Linked DNA regions of Homo sapiens: region 1 is linked to region 2. The links are chromatin loops, found by intact Hi-C in ENCODE. Cell type or tissue: endothelial cell of umbilical vein. All regions are shown on one strand.

Region 1 (8,000 bases), 340 kb before region 2:
TACTACATTAAAAATTCGTTCATCCACACTAACCACATGTCAATTGCTTAATAGTCACATGTAGCGCTAGTGGCTACCATATTAGACAGCACAGAGCGTAGGCTATTTCCATCATTGCAGAAAGTACCGTTGGACAGTGCTGCAGAGGATAGAGGCATTTATTTATTAAATACAGACCAGCACTCTGCAAAATGTCTCCTCCTCCTGGTGCTGGAGAGTTACCAGTGAGGATGAGGAAGAGGTTAACGGAGGAAGGAGGGAGTGAACGGGTGGGCCAAGAAAAGCTCAGTATACCCTCCTCCCACCCCACCACAGTGTTACTTCCAGTGCCCTGAGAGCTCCCACACCCACCCTGGACCTCAAAAGCTCTCTGTTTAGTTAAGCTCATCCAAAAGGCAGATATGCCAAAGCCTCTGGAAAGACTTCAAGGAAGCCAGCCTCTACCTTAGCCGTTTGATGATTTCTGAAGCGTTACATCTGAGAAGGTGATCTGAGGGGCTCCTTAATGAGACTGAACAGTTCTGATCAGTTTCCGGCCAGCAGTGGCCATTCCGGTTGCCAAGATCATAAGTGCTAATGCTGACTAACACCTCAAGGCCAGAGCCAGGGCATCTTGGCATGCTCAGACTGAAGGGAACACAGAAAGCTCCCTGCTCCTTTCCTGGGGGCTGCCTGGGAGTTCAGCTACAATGTCTTTCCTCTAATCTGTCCAAAGACACTGTAGTCACCAGCCCCCAGCAATGGGGCAGCAAGTTGCAAATTGTGGGTCTGGATGCATTAAGACAATCAGAGCACCCAGACTGAGGGATGATAAAAAACAAAAGGAAAAATAAAATCATATTCAGAGAAAAGACCTTTGATCCTTCACCTATCAGAGTACTTTGTTCCAAAACACTGTGGAAAAATAATCAATTCTGACTTTCAAACATTGTTTTATAGGAATATAATTGGCTAATTTCCTTTTGTTTAAAACTCCGCCAAAAGATGTATCTTCTTTCGTCTACTTTAGCCAATTTATAAAAAAGGAAAGGACCACCTAACAAATGCTTCTTTCAGTGTTCACTAGTTTCAATCAATACTTCTGTCTCAAATTCCCCCTCCCCCTATGAGTGGCAGTGGGGGAATTTCAAGAATCAATAAGTGACATTTCTAAGACACCAGGAGCAAAAGATAACAGGGTGGATATTTACCAAACTATGTCAAGTGTGCATTTGCTAAAAGTCGTCCTTTCAGTGAAGGTCATTCAGTGTTTCTTGGTCCCTTGGTTTTCAAAAACACTTTTCATCACGGTTTATCAGAGAGAGAGGAGGATGAGCAAGAAGAGGCGGCTACAGGGGTGCTTCAGACTTTTGATCTGAAGCAACAGACCAGGAGTGGAGAACTGGCTCTCTGAGGTTCTCAGTTCAGCTGCTGTGGTTACTTTCCCCTTTGTAGTCATTTCTGACTTTTGGACACTTATGAAATCATTGATTCAACAAACCTTATATACACAATTTAGGGTATTTTTCTGTATGGTTTCATCTCACGGAAACCGTACAATAACTTTATGTGGTTGGTGCTATCCTCATTTCCATTTTAGAGCTGAGGAATGTGAAGTTCAGAGGTGTTAAATGACCCATCAAAGCCACACAGCCATCAAATAGAGTTGCTGGGACCAGACCCCAGGTGTCCTGAGCCCAAGTCTGACATTTGGATCATCTTCATCACACAACAACTTTTGCCAGTTGGTGTGGGAAAGAGAAAGCAGAGAAGTGTAGGCCTGTGAATACCAAGAATCCCAAAGGCTGGAGAACAGACTCAAGTGGAGTAAGACCTGTTTTGCGGAGTTCTACTTTAACAGCTGGTTCCTACCTTCTTTCCTTGGCCACAGGGGCCTCATAAAGCAAGTGGTGCTTGTGCCCCTTCACCGACCTGCCAGCATCTGCTTCTTAGAGACACCTTCTATGGGACTGGGGTAACCAAGGATGCTTTGGCTGCTCTCCCCCGTGAGTTCTTAGAACTACATGCCCCTATAACTTATAGGAAACTGCAAGTATGTCTTAGTACATCTTAAATGAGCTCAGTGCATTCTCATTTTCATGCAACTACAGTGGAAAGAGACTATTACCTTGACAACTGAAATCAATCCATCAACACAAATTCACTGGGTGCAACCTGTTTATTGTGGTAGATTGATTACAAAAACAGCCCCTAGTGTCCACCCCTCTCTGTGCCATGTACGCTTTGCAATGTGACTTTGCAGCTCCTCCTTCAGTAGGTGGAATCTGTTTCCCAATCACAAGAATTTGGGCAGGTCACGTGACTAGGTTTGGCCAACAGAATGAAGACAAAAACTGGTGTCCTCTTTCAGAGCTTAGGCCTCAAAGGGCCTTGTACATTTCAACTCTCTGCCTTCGAACTCACCTACCACCAGAAGAATAGCTTAGACCAGACTGCTGGGAGATGAAAGACCATGTAGAGAATTCTGAGTTGTCTCACCTGAGGCCATTACAGACCAGCCAGCATGCAGTCAATGTGCCAGATGCCCTCAGACATAGGAGCAGGCCCAGCCGAGACCCCCTGAAGCTGGTGCACCTTAGCAAGACCGTCCCATCAGCCTTGGGCTTGTAAGAAATCATACGTGGCTATGATTTGAAAACATTCATTTTGAGGGGCTGGGAAGATAGGGGTGAGTAAGGCACCTGCTTCACCAAACTTATCAAGGTGAGAGGGTCCAAAAAAAGGTTCGCTCCCACAAGTTTTATTATTATCTATTTCCTAGGCAGTAACAGGTTTGAAGATGTTCTGGGGGAGGTAAACACTACTTGTGTTGGAAGGTATGAGCCTGAAATGGTTCAAATTGTGGCTAAAAGAGCAAAAGCTTGGAGTCAGGTGACCTAGGTAAGAATCCTTGCCCTAGCACATATGTCCTATATGGAAAAGTCCCTCTCCCTCACAGGTATTCACTGGTTTTCACTCCAAGCCAGATGAATTTAACATAAGCCAAATTAATCCTGGCCCCCTAAGAAGGTTCATTACTGAAGGTCAGAGCCTCATTCATGCACGAACAATAGGACAGACTGAATGAGTCTCTAGTATACAGAAATAGTTAAAAATAGGGCCCAGTTTCTTCCCTACAAGGTCGAAATTACTGGCTCTTCCTGGACTCTGTCCCTGGTTTTCCTTAATGAATACTGCCCCCTACAGCATGTCAGTGAAATAGATTTTTTAAAAAATAATTTGCATGAACATTCCTATCTGGCTCTTAGATGAGGGCAAGGAATTATCCAAGTGTTAAATGGTGGAAACCACACATGTGACTTCTCATGAAGTAGCCATGATTTCTTCTGTGTGGCACCCATCCTTGCCTGTGAACTCTCTGATGGCCTCTGAGCATGAACTTGGCAAGTTCAAGACAATTTAAGTGAAGTTAAGGGAGAAATCTTCTCAAGAATGTGAATGGAGTAAAAGAGGTCATCACAAATGCACACAGGCATATCCACGTAAGATGCAGCCTTTTTCCAGCATACAAATGAATCCTAGAGTACAAGTAGCACCCTCAAAAATAAAGCTCATTTTTGGAATGAATGAATACTTTTAAGGGAACCAATCCAAAGGTGGGGTTTTGGGAACTCTAATAAACTGTGGGGATATGTGTGAAATTACTGAGGTGGAGGAGACTCTTCCAGAACAAATCACACCAACTTTACCCTTGCCTGGGGTAATTAAATGCTAGATTTGCAAGCAATCTGAGAGAAAATCTATTCCAACCTACCGGCTATTGTAAGAAACCTCACCTGTAGCATCCCTAGCAAGTGATATTCCAGCCTCTATTTGAATACCTCTGGGGTCAGGGAACTCACTACTCTCAAGAGAGCCTATTCAACTGTGAGAAGACAAATGTGAAAAGTTCTTTTCACAATATACATATGGAGCCAAAGTTTGCCTCCCTGTATTTTTTTTTTACTTTTACTCCCTATGTCCAGAGAGAGAAGAAAAAAGCTAGTTCAGGATATAGATCTTCATTTGTGCAAGGGAACTGGTTTCTGTCCATAAAACTGTTTTCAAAAACATCCTTTATTTCCAACCATTGTGTGGGAGAATGGGGATCATGGGCACAATGGACCCTGCAAACTTTGGCTATGGGTCTCACCCTGAAGAGGTTGTACCTAGTCCAGAGAATTAAGTTTCTACCTAATCCAGAGAATTAAGTTCATTCATAGTACCCCTCTTTTTTTTTTATAAGACCAGTTACCACAAAATGTAATGATACTGTTTGCATTTGTTTACTGTCTCTTCCATCAGACTTTAAGTTCCATGCAGGCAGAAATAATCTGCTTTTTCACTTTTGAATACTCAGTGACTGGCATAATGCTTGGTACATAGAAGACATTCAATAAATAACCTCAGACACATGAATATATGAAGGACTGAATTCCAAGTACATGAATGTATAATAAATAAGGGAGAGAATCATTTATTCCACACTATACAGTCTGGTTTAGAATTATTTGCCTCTTAAAAATGGAACCAAATCTAGCATAACCTTTTTGCAGCAAAAATCAACTAGTGCCTTCAAAAATCCTTCTCCTTAGGGCTAAACCTGATCCTTGAATCCACCAGCTGGCTGCCTGCCCAAGTGAGTGGGTGGACGGCTTTGTGAAGACCAATTTTAGCTCAGGCCTGCTGTCAGTTCCTCACCACTCAAGAGAAAGTCTTTCCACTAGGCCACATGAACCTGATCACACCCACACTGTGGGTTTTCTCCATTTCACATACATTCTCCTAAATTGAGGAAACAAATGTGGGGAGGCCCTGTCTGGAAGAAAGCATTTAGACAGTCTGCAAGTTATTATCCTCCCAAGCACAGTGCCTGAGAATGCCAGGCTAGAAACCAAGGATCCTCTAGGAAACACACACAAAACTTGGGCAGTAGGGGGCAGCAGTGACTTACAGTCCTAGGCTGTCCTGGAGCCAAAGGACTTTTTTTTTTTTTTCTTAAACTTTTCTTTTTCCAAGCTATGTAATTATAGCTTCCCCACTCCACATTTAGATTTCCCACTCCACATTTCAGAAAAATGCTGTGATTCTCCAACTCTGAAAAAGGCAAAGGGAGCATTAGATGTTAAGAGGCTGCCTTTACCTTTGCTCTTATGAAGGAAGCAGGCCAGGCCATTGATTTCCATCAGCAGTTGTTATCTGTGCATTGTCCACAAAGTTTGGGGAGCCTTGCCATCATAAAAACAAGCATAACCACTGCTAAGGAATCATGGCAGGAGCTCCTAGGACACTAAGAATGTGAACTGTGTCCATGAGGCCTTGGCACAAACCACCGTGTAGCATGACCATTCGTCCACAGGGTGTGACACCTGCAAATGGCCCATGTGTCACTCTCACCACCAAGTAGATATACCATGACCATTGTCTCAAATATTCTCATTGCAACCCCGACACCTTCATCAGGAGAAGACGGCTCCCTGGCACGTGGGCTACACACTGGTACCCTAATGAAATGCACACGTTGATGGAATCACAAAGGCAAGCTGCAGCTAAGAAACAAGCACTTTATTTGCGAGAGTCACTGAAGCCTGAGGATGTCATGTCCTCGGCCCAGAGAGGCAGCCAAGTGCACATTCACAAGAAACTCCTCAGTAAGTAGTTGCAGCTACATGAGCTGCCAGGCTTTACTGTTCAGGGTCTCTCTCCTCAGCACTCCATGCTTGCACTTCACATTGTGAACATGGGCTACATATGCTCACAGAAATGTTAGTTTCATTTATCCCAAAATATATGTATCTTCTCATGCTGTTGAACACTGTCAAATACCTAAACTTGGAGGACATAAACTTTTAAAGCGGACCTTAAACTAAGGGATGACCGAACTAAGTCCTGACTACAGATGAGAGCTTGATAAAAATGACTATTATGAGAGCACCCAGAAAGGTAAATACTTCTCCCTCCCAATGATCCTTGAAATGAAACTGAATTCATGTATGTGTGATAGTTTCCACGTAACAGATGGAAGCAAGAGAAATGCTGAGATTTATCATCTGAAGATCGGATGAACATCAACTAGTCATTTTCAATTCCTGAGACAAGACTAATCAAATAGATCTTTCATCTTTCCAAATGATATATTTTCTCTTTTTCTCTACTCCTTGTTACAAAAAGCCAGGTTTATTGTATTTTAGAGAAAGGATATATAGCAGAACCATAAGTTCACACATTGGTTTTGAAATGTATCCATATTTAGAGACAAACAAACATGGTGGCATTCTTCTTCTCTGTGAAAAAAGGATGGCTTCAGCATTAAAGGTTATTAGTTTCACACATTAGAGGGATTTTTGTGTCTCCTCTTCTGAAGGCTCTTTTAAATTACACAGTAGATCAAGAAAATGACTCCCAAAGGGGGCAAAAGACTGCACTGGATACAATTTCTTTCACCTTGATGTTTGACTGTAATGCTTGAGGTTAAGGACAAAAGCTAGGGTGGAGTAAGGGCAGTTGGGCACGTCACTCAGGTGCCTCTCTAGGCAGCTTTAATAGTGCTCGCCCTTCCTCTGAACAGGACAGTGCTCTCCTCCACATAAAGTACCACCAAGCTCTGCAAGTGCCAAGGAGACAAAGAGCTAAAAGATGATTCTCCAGCTAGGGCAAGGTGAGCCAACTTCTCCCTCAGAGCACCTCTTTGTCTTGTATTCCCTCTGCTTCCCTATTTAGACCTCAAAGGGACACTTTCTTTTTAATATTGCCAGTCTAAGGAAGAATCTGTTAGCTTAGCAGAAACAAGACAGCAATGAAAATGTAAAAATGAAAAATGCAAGAAAGAACTTTGCTAAAGGTTAGTGAGGCAATAGCACAAAGCCAAAAGAAAATAAGACCTATGCAAGTAGTTAAGTCTACCCAGTGTAAGTTGCTGGTTCTGAGAATAAATTTCAATATGTATATGACAAAATGTATACATACATTTAAATGATTCCCCATTTATTAATCTCCTGCTATGTGCTAGGCATTTGTCTGGGTGTCTTACTATATTACCTCCATTCCCCATAACAATGTACTACAAAGTAGTTGTTGAGAATTAAAGGGCAATTAAAAGGGAGTGTTCTCTTTTCTCGCTCTGTTGCCTAGGAGGAAGTGCAGTGGTGTGATCTCGGCTCACTGCAACCTCTGCTTCCCAGGTTCAAGCGATTCTCCTGCCTCAGCCTCCCACTTAACTGGGACTACAGGCGTACGCCACCACACCCAGCTAATTTTTGTATTTTTATTAGAGACAGGGTTTTGCTCTGTTGACCAGGCTGGTCTCAAACTCCAGACCTCAAGTAATCCTCCTGCCTCAGCCTCCCAAAGTGCTGGGATTACAGGCGTGAGTCATCATGCCCGGCAGGCAGTGTTCTCTTTTAAAGGTAACCAAGAAGTCCTGCTAAAACTAGGGTTCTCAAGCTCCAGTGCCTTAAGATCTCATGGGTGTGAAATGTAAACTTCTAGGCTTTTATTCAAAAATATGAATTAGAAGGACTCAGTTTGTAATGCCTGGGGATTTGTCTTTTTAGCAATTACCTCAAGGGATGATGAGATGGCTCATGAATCACACCTTGAGAGACAACAGTCTAGAGTTTTAATTGGATTATGCAAAAAATGAGAAAGAATGCTTCACATCTAACTTTCTCCCAACATTAGGGCTATAGAAGCCTGTTGCCACTTCAAAGATAAATCAACTGAATCTCTGAGAGGTAAGATAACTTGCTGTTGGAAAAGGATTAACAAAACCCTTTCCTCTTTTGGACGAGAATTTGACCTTGGGTTAACTTGCTAACTGTTCCCCTGGAAATGTGATAAAGATAGAATGCCCACTATATTACTAAGCACATTGCTTATGGTAAAAATGACACATCTGGATGGGAAAAACCATAAATGAGGTATAAATACTTCCTGAGGACACCATCATTTTGAGCTTCTCTGAGTTCTATGACAATTGATTGGGCCTAATCCTTGTGGGAACCCTAGAATTTATACTTATG
Region 2 (8,000 bases):
CAAATGGGCACAGGCACTGGTTCTCTGACTTGCTCATTCATGTTTCATCCATTCAACATTTACCGAGCACCTACTGTGAGCCAGGCGCTGCATCAGCTGCAGGATCACAGCTGTGAACAAGCACCTGCCCTCAGAGAGTGCACAGCCAGGGGGAGACAGAATATGAAATATGAAGTTACACTATAGTGTGATCGGTGTTAGGATGCGAGGGTACACAGAGCCCCTGACTGGGCATGAGGCAGGGTGTATGCAGCCTGGGGAGAAGGTCAGTGATGGGAGACCCCTCGGAAGGAGGAACTTTAACCTGAGCATGACTGTGAGTAGGTTCCTGGAGGATTTTCTTTTTGAAAGAGAGGGTAAAGTGAGGAAATGAGTTCCAGATTGCAGAATAGCCTATGGAAAGACCTAAAGACAAGGAAGAATGTGGTCTATCAGAGGGACTGAATTAAGCTCCAGGGCTGGAGGTTAAAGGGCCATAGTGAGATGTCTGAGGGCCAAGGCTGGGGACAAAGGGGGGCCTGGCTCACCAAGAGTCTTAGAGCTACAGTGCAATGGTTAAGCTCACAAACCAGGGAGGCAGAAAGCCTAGAATTAATGCCCTGTTCAGCCACTTACTAGTTGTGTGACCTGGGGCAAATCACTCAACCTCTCTGGACAGTGCTGATGGGAAAAGAGAGAAGGGAATAAATGTGAGAACATTACAGAAATAAATCTGCAAGATGACTTCAGGGAACCATATACATTGGTCCAAAACATTGCATGGAAAGCCTCAGTTTTGCTCTCTAGTGGGTCGGTTGTCCCCTGGGATCACCACTTAGGATGCAAACTACACTTCCCTTCCACAGCCCTGGCCTCCAATCCTCACCCAGTGTGGATCACTGGCCAGCCTTTCTTTCTTTGGCTGCAAGAAGTCCACAGTCAAAAGTGAAAAGAACCAGTTGCACCCGGTCATCCTGTCCCCGGCAATAGCTGGATGTTCAAGAGAGGAGAAAAAGAAGTATCTGTGAAGCTGTCAGCAGGGAAATTCTGGAACATGGTGGAGACAGAAATATTTACTTTGCAGGGATAAATATTACAGAAACAGCCCTCCATCATCCAGTCTCTGGTCTAATGTAGATTTCTCGTTCCAGAAAGGTATCCTTATTGCCTGCAAAAGTGACAGCTGCAGAAAGTGTAGACCTTTTTCATAAAACAAATAAATGCAAACAAATAAACATAATATATGGAAGATTCTTTCTCACAGGCAATGGTGAAAATACATGGATTTGAGTTAGGCCTTTGTGGGTGTGTCTTTCAGATCCTTGGTGACCATGGGCCAGTTATCATGCCCCTCTAGACCTTAGTTTCCCTGGATGCTGGACAGAGCATATGTAAGTATCTTCACAACATGGCTGTGAGGATGGAGTGTGCCCAGGATAATGTCTGGTGTTTCATAAATATGGATTCTCTGTCTCATACTCATCTTCCTCTCTATAGCATGAACTTCCTACATAACCGGCAGTTCTGGAATATCTGAATCCACAAGCAGCTCCAACCAGCTGCCTGAGCTCCCTGTCTCAGGCACAGGGGTGGCTGCCAAAATGACACAAAGAATCTCAGTAACTGAGCCAAATGGCGTTTGCAAAACTCCTCAAGTTTATGGATCACCTTGAAGTTAAAGGTGGAATTTAGTCATGGTCTCCTTTTGACTCAGAGAGATCTTTACAAACTGGAGATCATTTGCTTGTCTGTAACAACTGCACATTAAAATGACCACCTTGGGCTGGGAGTGGTGGCTCATGCCTGTAATCCCAGCACTTTGGGAGGCCGAGGTGGGTGAATTGCTTGAGACCAGGAGTTTGAGACTAGCCTGGGCAACATGGTGAAACCCTGTTCTTACCAACAGCAACAACAAAAAAAATTAGCCAGGTGTGTTGGCGTGCACCTGTAGTCCCAGCTACTCAGAAGGCTTAAAGGTGGGAGGATTGCTTGAGCCCCAGAGGTTGAGGCTGCAGTGAGCTGTGATGGTGCCACTGCACTCCAGCTTGGGTGACAGAGCGAAGCCCTGTTTCACAAAAAAATAAAATAAAATAAAATAAAATAAAATAAAATAAAATAAAATAAAATCTCCTTGGATAGCTCTTCATGCTGCAGCCCAGTGTCCTGCGGTCTATCCATAGGTTGCTGACATTACAATTCACCAGTGCAAATGAGAGCAAGCCCAGAGCTCCAGAGGAGAAACACGAAGTCGCAAGTTCTTTTCCTCCAGCTGCCATTGGATGCCAGGCCACATCGAGCATTTCGTCTTTAGATGGCGAGACAGCCAGGAGGAAAATTGAAATGTCTGCACAGTGTTGTGTACATTGCATGACAGTGTCTTTGAAAAGCACATCTCATTGGGTGCACACATGTTTGCACACAGACATGGTTTATTTTAATGGTGTATTCAAAGCAGGGAGTGGGCTGTAGTAGTCATTTTACTGGCATTAATTTCTGTGGAAAAAAAAGGCGGGCTGTCAATTTATCACCATAGGAAAATCAATGAAATTTGAGCTTATTCCAGATACCTATGAAAGGGGTGGTTAAGGGAGAGATCAGTGATGCATGTAGCCCTTCCTCAGATGTCCTGACTCCTGGGTTCCTGGGAGCAGAGCCTAGCAAAGAACTGGTGTTTTCAAGACTGCTAATTACAAGCAAATCTCAAATTCAGAATGTGATCAAGCCACTACCGAAGCTCTCACCAAAGGACTCTTGGATGAAGAGGGAGGAGGGGACCTTTAATTGGAGAACAAATGGGAATTTGAATAATTTGAAAGATTAGGGAAATAGGAGAAGAGTACTTCCAAGGGTTTCGAGGCAGTGCGGAGTAGGAAGAAAAGCATGGGCTTTAACCTCAGCCACTGGGCTTTACAGATTTGATTGATGTAGGAGTAAACATATGTAAAAGGACAGCGATGGATCCCGGCAACATACTGGGCACACACTAGGCGGCCGGTGCCATTATTACCTTTTTCTGGAGAGGGGGCAGGCAGGGTCTCACTCTGTCATCCAGACTGAGTACAGTGGTGTGATCTCGGCTCACTGCAACATCTGCCTCTTGGGTTCAAGAGATTCTCCTGCCTCAGCCTCCCGAGTAGCTGGGATTACAGGCATCTGCCATCACTCCTGGCTATCTTTGTATTTTTTAGTAGAGGTAGGGTTTCACTATGTTGACCAGGCTGGTCTTGAACTCCTGACCTCAGGTGATCCGCCAGCCTCTGCTTCCCAAAGTGCTGGGATTACAGGCGTGAGCCACCACGCCCGGCCCAGTGTCATTATTACTTTTGCTGCTCATTGGCTGCGTGGCTCTGAGCAAGTCACCCGACCTCTTTGGGCCTCAGCCTTCCCCTCTGTGACATGCTCCTGGGGAGCCCGGTGGGAGGTACAGAATAGCACACGGTGGGCACTCAAGCGGCGGCGGACCTCCCGGCCCCCTGATTTCTAGGGGACGGCAGGAAGGGAACTAGAGGGCAGGTCTGGACACTCAGGCCCCGCCCCGCCCCTCAGCCCCTCTCGCTAAGTCTGGTGAGGCACCTCACGCAGTTGCTCCTCCAAATGGAAAAAGAACACGACGCCCAGATCAGAGCTCTGCCAAGAGTCTCCTTAGAAAGGCCCGGCAGCCAGCACTCTGCCGAGGGCCTGCCAGAGCCCGACTGGGTGGTGAAAATAAAATTAACAGCTAATGAGCCGCTTCCTGAGGCTTCAGGGAAGAGCCAGTGTCAGCCAGCGCAGGGTCTCACTTTTTGAGCAATTAGAGGAAAAGCAGGATTCTGTCTTGTGAGCATCACCAGATATTCCTGTCCACAGTGGGGGGAAAATTCGAGAAGAAACGCTGATCCCAGCCTCAGCCCATTCCCCCAGAGAGCGCCCCACCCTCAAGGATCACCAGCGCTATGCCCTGAAATGTGTTTATGCTTCCCCCTGCTGGTGGCTCTTGTCACTGCACTCCCCAAAGCCCCCGCCACAGAATGGGTAGGCCAGGCTTCTCACAGCCGCTCATCTTCCCTGGAGGGGTAGGGGTCGGGGGTTCAGGTGGGGACGGGCTCCTGATTGCAGAGGCTGCAGCTGGCCTCCATGTGAACAGGTGAAGACAGGGAATGTATCTAAAGAACGACATTACAGTAGCAGCTAATATTTATTTGTTCAATATTTAATTTATTAAATATATTTGCTTTGCTTTAATTGATTTGCTTAATATTTATTTGCAAGGTGCCAAGCCCAATGCTAAGCATTTTTCCTGCTTTACCTCCCTTAACTCTCTCAATAACCCTGTGAGGTAGTTATTACTATTCTCTTCATGTTACAGGAGGAGTCTGAAGCTCAGGCATGCTGAAGTTCATACATCTGGTAACTGGCAGAGCCCAGATTTGAACCCAGGCAAGCTTAACTCCAGATCTTCCATTGTAGTGGCGGTTCTCCAACTTTTGGGGGCATGTGAATCGCTTGGGATACATATTAAAATGCCCCATAGACCCGGGATTCAATGGGTCTTGGGTAAATAAAGCCCAGGACTCAGCATTTTAACAAGCACATTGGTGAATTCTGGTGTAGCTGATTAATGGATGCTACTTCAAGATTTACTGCAGCCCACCAGGTGCATCCCGATCCAAGGGCTCAAGTAGCAACCAAGGTGTTCATTTTACTTTACAGTTGTTACAGACAAAAATCGACTCTGGTCTATAAAGGTCCCTCTGTGTCAAAAGGAGACCATGACTAAATTCCACTCTTAGCCTCAATATTCACAAAGATCTAGCCTAAGTGTAATGGGGTTCCGACTCCTGAGTCCTGGCACCCAACTCTGTATTACTGGTAGAGCTGTGTTTGGGAAGAGAGACTGGGGAAGTGATGGAGAGCTGGTAGGGAAGGTGTTGTCCTGACTATTGGGCAGGCGTGGGAAATTCACTTCTTTTCCCTGGTCTTGGTTTGTCCATCTAAGCAATGAAAAGATTTCGGATCTTCTCTAAATTTTGAAAATTCTATCTGCCCACAATCCAAACTTTTGTATTTCTTTTGTTTTCCTGAGAGCTCTCATAGCAATCAAACTGAGCTATCCAGTGTCCCAGCTTCTGCTTTCTGATAGGTCCAGATGTTAATTGGGTCTCTGCTGGTAATGTATTTAATACCTTCTCTAGGTAGGTGAGGTGTCTTGGCAGGGCCTACTCCATGTTTTGAAGGTGACATTATTTTAGGACCCAGAGAAAACTCATGAGATTAGATGGATAGACAGAGATTCCTTGACATCTTACTGACCACACCATTAATACATATGATTGGCTCTGAATGGAACTTGGTTATGAAGCAACCCTGTCTTGTAGGTGCTACTGATGCAGATCTATAGACTAGGAGACATAAAACCTGGGCTCTGACCTGAGAACTATTGCTTTAGTGCTGCGTAAATCCACACCAGCACAGGGCCTTCATTTTTCTCTTCACAATGAGGCATTAGGCTTTGTGGTACATGGTCCCTTTCTTCCTGGATTCTGAGATGTATTAGATCAGCCAGCTCTGGGCAAGCCATGTGTCAGAGGTCTAATCCCTAATCAAACATCTTAGAATCCTATTCTGTTGCTGATTTAGTGCCTAAGCTCCAGGGCTGTCAAAACTTGAAACTGAAAAAAAAATATGAAGAGTCAAAAACATTAAGTGAAGACCCAATCCATGTCTCAAAGAGAGAGTTTATTGTAAGTATCTTATCCTGCCCTAAAGGATGCCCGGAGCCCCCAGAGATGCCCCAAAAGCTTGAGGCCCCAGGGGCTACTCTGCTTGTCAACAAGACTTTCCACCCTCTGAGAGCGGATTTGCCCCAAAGGGTTGGTGGTCAGGCATAATAACTTGATTCTGTCATGATCCACCTCACAGGCAGGTGCCGTCTTTCTATATATGGATGTTGCGAGACTAAATGAGAAAATATAGATAACACTTGGCACAGTCAGAGTTCTGTAACTGTGGATTGTTGTGATGGTTTTTGTTATTTTTACTAGTTAATCCTTATAAGGGTATCTGTAAAATGGGTATATTACCACTGCCAGGGAAATGGTTGGAAGATTAAATGAATGCAGTGTGGAGGCACGAGGCCCTCACCCCCAGAGGCTTAGTGCCTGCATCTCTGGATGGGGTGACACCCAGGCCCATCAATGGCAGGAGAGAAGAAAAGCCTGAAGTAGAAAAATGTTGGAGACCTCAGCCCTCATCTCCAGGAGCCCCCTTCATCATCCCCAGGGATGGTAGCCTGGGGCAGTGGGGCAGGATCTCTTCTTAGCCAAGGCCCAGTGGCAACCGTAACTGAGCCAGACTTGCAGGCTGTGGAGCCTTGGCCAAGTCACTTAACCTCCCTGAGCCTCAAGGGGGTTAAAACAGAGTGCAAGGCAGAGGTCCCATTCAAGGAATTCAATGCCAAGTGGTATAAGAAGCAGAAATCTTAGGAAGGGCTTCAGATAGCCACAGGCTATGGAATTTGGGATCCGTGGCAATTTAACTTAGATCTCAGGGAGTCCCCAAACACATATCTAAATTAAACAGAGTGATGAAGATAATTAACTTACTGATATCTAGTAATAATAGGTGCTTACACAATGTTCACTGATTAACAAGAGAAATTTACTGAATATATTGTACTAAATAGCTGATGAAAGCAAGGTCAAGTTCAAGTGGCCTTTGCTATAAGCCTTGGATTTCTGAATTTCATATATGTATGTGAAGGTTGAGGCTAGCAAACACAAGGGCCAGACAATTTCCTGATTTTCCCAAAATAACAGGTGGGCCCAGCAGTGTCCCCCTTCCCTGGTTTCCCGCCCGACTCTCCGTGACTGGTTAGGAGACGCTGCACCCAGATATCCGGCTTCACTCACAGCTGACCACACTGAGCAGTACCGTCATGTGAACAGAATTAGTCATCATTTTGATGAAAGTGAACAATCAAAGGAAGAAGACCCAACACACATTCTGTCTTTTATCTTCTATCAGAAATGCCTCTTTCTGACCTTAGAGACCCAAGCTGAAATTTAGAATCGGAAGGGATGGTTGAGGTCATCCATCCAGAATTTGCCAGGTGTATTCAGAAGAACACTGGTCTTAACGGAAAAAGAGGGTCTGAGGTCAGGGAAGTTTGGAAAACATTGCACATATATCCTTTCCTGCCCTTTGAAATTCACTATGCAGCCAGGCACTTAAAACTCTTGGAAGAGTCCTGAAGAAAGAAGCCTGTTCAATTTTGTTTAACCCAGAGTTTCTCAAACTTATTTATCTTTGGGACCTTGCTGTTGATGCACTTTCCTCTTGCCCACTTAGTGTGTACTGACATGAGCATTTCTTCTATCTGGTCTACTCTATTCATTCCCAGTATAGCTGTAGTTCCTGAAGTCACCTGAATGTGCAACCCATTATCTAGACCAGACACTCAGAAAGATGGAGTAGCTTACCTAAGGCCATATAGCTAATTATTCTTAATAGTCATAAACCAATATTTGTATAGCAATAAAGCTCATATTTGTACAGTGCTTTAGAGTTTTCTATAAACTTATATTCACAGCATGTTGTTTATCAAATGTGATAAGAGCTGCAATGTTGTTGAAGGCATACTCCACATCAGGGCTTTTACAGGTATGACCTCAGTGGCGCTTCACAGCAGACATCTGAGGCACATTGCTCGTTATAAAGGCGAAGACACTGAGGCTCAGAGACTCCAATTAAAGTGCCCAAGGTCACACAGCTGGCAAGTAGCAGAGCCAAGACTTGAATCCAGAAAGTTTGATTCCAAAGCCATCCCCAGTGCCCCGCACCCCAGTGAGAACTTGTTTTCTCGCAGGCAGGAAGCAGATGTCTCAATAGCTGATAACCTGGGAATCTCAGGGTTTGTCTAAAGCTTGTGATTAGTTATCAGATTTCTCAGGAAGCACATCCTTACTCTTTTTTTTCTCTTTTTAAGTGGAGAAATCACCAAAGGAGGCCACAACATCAAGAAAATAGTCTCTTTTACCACCGAT

What was found. Peaks named below come from ENCODE experiments on the same cell type or tissue, not always from the same donor. Only the 100,000 strongest peaks of a DNase experiment are listed, where the experiment ranks them.
Region 1: a loop joins it to region 2, with 11 times the contacts of the local background. A loop is called at or near these places in 103 of 110 quality-filtered maps.

The regions. Positions count from the first base shown.
Region 1 is chr11:19,900,630-19,908,629 of GRCh38, reverse strand. All of the region lies in intron 6 of NAV2 (neuron navigator 2), which reads right to left. Among named protein-coding and RNA genes, the nearest start is that of NAV2-AS3, 77 kb to the left of the region's middle. In endothelial cell of umbilical vein, CTCF peaks have their summits at 3,169 (motif pointing left) and 4,911 (motif pointing right); DNase peaks (open chromatin) are centred at 3,169 and 4,909.
Region 2 is chr11:19,560,138-19,568,137 of GRCh38, reverse strand. It overlaps a transcript of NAV2 not described here. Among named protein-coding and RNA genes, the nearest start is that of MIR4486, 11 kb to the left of the region's middle. In endothelial cell of umbilical vein, a CTCF peak has its summit at 3,941 (motif pointing left); DNase peaks (open chromatin) are centred at 3,817, 6,987 and 7,827; H3K4me3 peaks cover 284 bases; H3K27ac peaks cover 2,272 bases.